Linked DNA regions of Homo sapiens: region 2 is linked to region 1. A link is an interaction called in ENCODE POLR2A ChIA-PET data of the cell type or tissue named here. Cell type or tissue: GM12878. All regions are shown on one strand. Links, peaks and the distances in the headings refer to the core of each region. The heading gives the core; the rest is flanking DNA. Region 1 has its middle 67 kb from the start of ARID1A. Region 2 has its middle 7.0 kb from the start of RPS6KA1.

Region 1 (2,805 bases), core at 85-2,584:
TCAGGGGTAATGAGTCTCGAATATATCTCAAATATTTCAGGAAAAAATGTGCATATATTTATAACTATGTATGTAAAGAGAGAATAATAAAGCAAATGGAGCAAAATGTAATTAATTTATGAATTTGGATAAAGGACTTCTGGGAGTTTCTTGTACTGTTCTTGAAATTTTTCTCTAAGTTGGAAATTATATTGTTTTAGATCATTTGTTCCACATCTTCATTTTGAAGAGGTGAAAATTCAGATTTTGAAAGATGAAGATTTGCTGAAGGTCACACAACAATTTAGTGGCAGAGTTAGGGCCAAAACCCAGATCTGCAGAAGTCAGTCCTCGTTTTACAACACCAACTGAATCCTTTGGTGTTTTTTTGGATGGCAAAGGTTGAGCCACCCCTTTTTACTTCTCTTTTTTAGTTTTTTAGTTCCTTAGAGCTAGTTCCTTTTATTAGGGAACCAGAGTAACGTAACTAAATGCTTCTTTCAGTTCCTTCGTGATTAGGCAAAGATCAGTTTGAAGTTTTTGAGCTGTGGAGTTTGGAATATCCTTTACCTTTTGTAGGCTCAATGTCTTTCTTATTGCCAGCCTTTTCCTGCATATGGTTTGTTTCTTTTATATGGTATTATTTGTACTCCCTCTCCCATATAATGATGTATTATTGTTTAAATTTCTTTCTGTAAGCCACTGCATTTCAAGGTCTCATAAATATTATCTACTCTAAAGATAATTGGCCTGGTGCAGTGGCTCATGTCTGTAATACCAGCACTTTGGAAGGCTGAGGCAGGTGGATCACTTGAGGTCAGGCGTTCGAGACCAGCCTGGCCAACATGGTGAAACTCCATCTCTACTAAAATTACAAAAATTAGCTGGGCGTGGTGGTGTGCACCTGTAGTCCCAGCTACCTGGGAGGCTGAGGCAGGAGAATTGCTTGAACCTGGGAGGCAGAGGTTTCAGTGAGCCGAGATCGTGCCACTGCATTCCAGCCTGGGCGACACAGAGAGACTCCATTTCAAAAAATAAATAAAATAAAATAAAAAGATAATTGCATGGTTTTCATTTCTGTGATTCTATGACTCAGTTTCCTTAATTGGTAGACAACTAAGGCATAATATACTGAAAAAAAGGAGAATATAGCATCTCAGAATTATATTCTTTTTTTAAACTTTTATTTTAGATTTGGGGATACATGTAAATATCAGTTACATCGGTAAACTCATGTCATGGGGGTTTGTTGTAGAGATTATTTCATCACCCAGGATGAAACCAGTACCCAATAGTTATCTTTTCTGCTTAAACCCAGTACCCAATAGTTATCTTTTCTGCTCTTCTCCCTCCTCCCACCCTCCACCCTCAAATAGACCCCAGTATCTCTTGTTTCCTTCTTTGTGTTCATAAGTTCTCATCATTTAGCTCCCACTTATAAGTGAGAATATGCGGTCTGGTTTTCTGTTCCTGCATTCGTTTGCTGAGGATAATAGCCTCCACCTCCATCCATGTTCCTGCAAAAGACAGGATCATGTTCTTTTTTATGGTTGCATCAAAATTACATTCTTAAAGGGTTTAATCTAATCACAATAATAGAACTTAATAGTTTTAGTGGTTAACTGAGTAATATCAGCTTTGTCAAAAAATTAAGAAATCAAATCTATCATTTTCCACATAAATCGGCTAACTGCTAATTGTCGTCAGTGTGAGCACTCCTTGTCTCCAAATGAGATAATGTAAAATATTAAGTTAGACCATATGAAATTGTCATTTTCATAGCAATCGAATATCAACAATTTCATATGGTTCAACCTAATATCAGTAATGATATTACGAAGTAGTGGCATATTTTCTCTTCTCTTACTTCATTAGTAGAAGCACTTAAAGACAGCTCAAGAGTCACCTGCTCTTTATTCTCCAACTTCTCAGTTTTCTTTCCCTACCTTGGCTGTTCTTCTATGCTGACAATCGCTATGAGATTCTTGCTAGGCTTCAGATTCCTCCAAATTTCCATCTTGGCTTACATTAGCTTTCACCACCTGGGAGCCTTCTTTTCTTTCTTTTTCTTTCTTTCTTTTTTTTTTTTTTGAGACGGAGTCTTGCTCTGTGGCCCAGGCTGGAGTGTAATGGCACGATCTTGGCTCACTGCAACCTCCACCTCCTGGGTTCAAGCAATTCTCCTGCCTCAGCCTCCTGAGTAGCTGGGATTACAGGTGCCCGCCACCACACCTGGCTAATTTTTGTATTTTTAGTAGAGATGGGGTTTCACCATTTTGGCCAGGCTGGTCTTGAACTCCTGACCTCATGATCCACCCGTCTCGGCCTCCCAAAGTGCTGGGATTACAGGTGTGAGCCACTTCGCCCAGCCTCTCAGCACCCACATTCTATCTGGACCTTAGATTATTTATTTATTTATTTATTTATGATGCAGTCTCACCCTGTTGCCTAGGCTAGAGTGTAGCAGTGTGATGATGGCTCACTGTAGCCTTGACGTCCTGGGCTCAGGTGATCCTCCCACCTCAGCCTCCCAACTTAGGAAGGTTAGAGTCCTTCCTAAGATTTATGGGGTTAGGCTGGGTGCGGTGGCTCACACCTGTAATCCCAGCACTTTAGGAGGTTGAGGCAGGAGAATCACTTGAGCTCAGGAGTTTGAGACCAGCCTGGGCAACATAGTGAGACCTCGTCTCAATTTATAAAAAAACAAGGCCTCCCTCGGTAAAGTCCCTCTTGGTTAAAAGTGGATTTGGCACTATGGGATGTTAACCACCATTCTGTTTGGATTAATCTGCCTTGCAATCTTTGCTGATGGCTGTGGGTGACAGG
Region 2 (2,805 bases), core at 99-2,598, 110 kb before region 1:
AAAAGATAACGTAGGTTATATAGCTGATGGAGAGCTTTTTTTTTCTTTTTCTTCAGACAGTCTCGCTCTGTCACCCAGGCTGGAGTGCAATGTCGCAATCTTGGCTCATTGCAACCTCCGCCTCCTGGGTTCAAGTGATTCTCCTACCTCTGCCTCCCAGGAAGCTGGGATAACAGGCATGCGCGCCACCATGCCTGGCTGATTTTTGTAGTTTTAGTAGAGACAGGGATTCACCATGTTGGCCAGGCTGGTCTCAAACTCCTGATCTCAAGTGATCCGCCCGCCTCAGGCTCCCAAAGTGCTGGGATTATAGGCGTGAGCCACCGCGCCCGGCCAAGGGGAACTATTTTAGGTAAGATAAGAAAAGGAAAGTCCTCTCCGGGAGGTGACATTTGAGCAGAGGTGTGAATGAAGTAAGAGAGTGAACCCTGAGAAATGGAGAAAGAATGTTCCAGGTGGAGGGCATAGCAGGAGCAGAGCCTGACAGGAGCATACCAGGCATGTCCAGTGATCCGCAAAGATACCCGGTGGCAGGAGAGCGGCGAACGAGGGACAGAGTGGTAGGAGAGAGTGCCCGACGGAGTGGGCCGGGGCCTGGGGGGTTCACAGACTTGGCCAAGACTTTGGATTTGTTTGAAGTGTGATGGGGGAGGCGCAGGAGGATTTCAAGCAGAAGGATGACACCATTCCCATTCCTCAGATGAGGGATGAGACAGACAAGAGACTCTGCCCCCTCCATCACTCCATCACTGCTCCATCACTGTCACCCACTGTGTGCACACTGAGCTCTCCTGGACCCCTTTCTGAACTTAGCATAGTGAAGTGATCAAGAGCACTGGCTTTCAGGTCTGAGAGAAGTGGGTTCCCAGCCCAGCTGCAATACTTACTGGCTGTCTGACCATGGGCAATCCTGTCCCTCTCTAAGCCTCAGTTTTCTCATCTGGAAAATGGGACAATAATTTTTGTCTCATGGCATTGTATCATTGGGGTGATTTGATGAGTTCTTACTTGTAAAACACTCAGCTCCAGGCAGGCTACATAGGGCTCTCTCAATAAGCACTCATAGTTTGTTACTATTATTTTTTAATTTTTTTTGAGACAGGAGCTTGCTCTTTTGCCCAGGCTGGAGGGCAATGGCTCAATCATAGCTCACTGCAACCTCAAACTCCTGGGCTCAAGCTATGCTCTGGCCTCAGCCTCCAAGTAGCTAGGTCTATGAATGCGCGCCACCATGCCTGGCTAATGTTTTTATTTTTAGTAGAAATGGTATCTTGCTATGTTGCCCAGGCTGGCCTCAAACTCCTGGGCTCAGGCAATCCTCTTGGCTCAGCCTCCCAAAGTGCTGAGATTACAGGCATGAGCCACCGCACCCCACTTGTGATTATTATTATTTAAAGTTTCAGCTCTGTTCTGGCACTTTGTAATCGCTCATTAAAGGTAACTATCATTGTGATTATTCTCCTCATCCTGTTCCACCTGTTAAAGACACATTAGCCAGGAATACCCTTTACTGAGAGGCCAAGAAAGAATAATGATGACAGACCCTCTCCCCAGGACAGGTCCTTTCCAGAACCTCTGCTCTTGAACATCATAGAAAAACCTCGGCCGGGCGCGGTGGCTCACACCTGTAATCCCAGCACTTTGGGAGGCTGAAGCGGGCAGATCACGAGGTCAGGAGATCGAGACCATCCTGGCTAACATGGTGAAACCCTGTCTCTACTAAAAATACAAAAAATTAGCCGGGTGTGGTGGCAGGTGCCTGTATTCCCAGCTACTTGGGAGGCTGAGGCAGGAGAATAGCTTGAACCTGGGAGGCGGAGGTTGCAGTGAGCCAAGATCGCGCCACTGCCCTCCAGCCTGGTGACAGGGAGAGACTCCGTCTCAAACAAAGAAAAAAAAAAGAAAAAGAAAAACCTCCCAGGCTTCAGAAGAGGGACCCAAAACCCGGCCCTCAGCCCCTGTCAGTTCAGCCCCCTGCTCCTTGCCAGAACTGCCTCTTTGACAGGGCGCAGAGTGGTAGCCTCACTTGTGTCTAGCAAAGCCCTTTCACACTCACAAGTCACTCATTTAACAAACATCTCAAGGCCAGGCGAAACCCCGTCTCTACAAAAATCTTTTAAAAATAAAAAAAAAAAAAAATAGCTGAGTAGTGGTGCATGCCTATAGTCCCAGCTACTTGGGAGGCTGAGGTGGGAGAATTGCTGGAGCCCAGGATGTTGAGGCTGCAGTGAGCCATGATTGCACCACTGGACTCTAGCTTGGGCAACAAAACAAGATCCTGTCTCAAAAAAAAAAAAAAAAAAAGCTAGAATTTATCCATCACTCAGAGTGTAGCATTTCAGAGCATGAGATTAGATTGCCTGGGTCTGAGTTGCAAATTTACCATTGCATAGCTGGGTGATGTTGGACATATCATTCATTTAGTCTTTTTGAGTACCTGTGTGCCAGGCAGTGTGTCAGGTGTCAGGAAGACAATGAAGAGCCAACAAGACCCAACAGCTGCCCTCTCACAGTTTACAGTCTAATTTAAAAGCCAGATGTAGGCCGGGGGCAGTGGCTCACGTCTGTAATCCCAGCACTTTGGGAGGCTGCGGTGGGCAAATCACCTGAGGTCAGGAGTTCGAGACCAGCCTGACCAACATGGAGAGACCCAGTCTCTACTAAAAATACAAAAAATTAGCTGGTGTGTGGTGGGCGCCTGTAATCCCAGCTACTCGGGAGGCTGAGGCAGGAGAATCGCTTGAACCCAGGAGGCAGAGGTTGCAGTGAGCCAAGATTGTGCCATTGCACTCCAGTCTGGGCAAC

Evidence for each region. ChIA-PET counts read pairs that join two places held together with the same protein. Peaks named below come from ENCODE experiments on the same cell type or tissue, not always from the same donor. Only the 100,000 strongest peaks of a DNase experiment are listed, where the experiment ranks them.
Region 2: POLR2A ChIA-PET joins it to region 1 with 6 read pairs; 5 of 35 experiments call an interaction of 5 or more read pairs at or near these places.

What each region holds. Positions count from the first base shown.
Region 1 is chr1:26,627,732-26,630,536 of GRCh38, forward strand. No RefSeq gene overlaps it. Among named protein-coding and RNA genes, the nearest start is that of ARID1A, 67 kb to the right of the region's middle. In GM12878, for the core only: no CTCF peak of the experiment used is centred there; no DNase peak of the experiment used is centred there; H3K27ac peaks cover 755 bases.
Region 2 is chr1:26,521,370-26,524,174 of GRCh38, forward strand. No RefSeq gene overlaps it. Among named protein-coding and RNA genes, the nearest start is that of RPS6KA1, 7.0 kb to the right of the region's middle. In GM12878, for the core only: no CTCF peak of the experiment used is centred there; no DNase peak of the experiment used is centred there.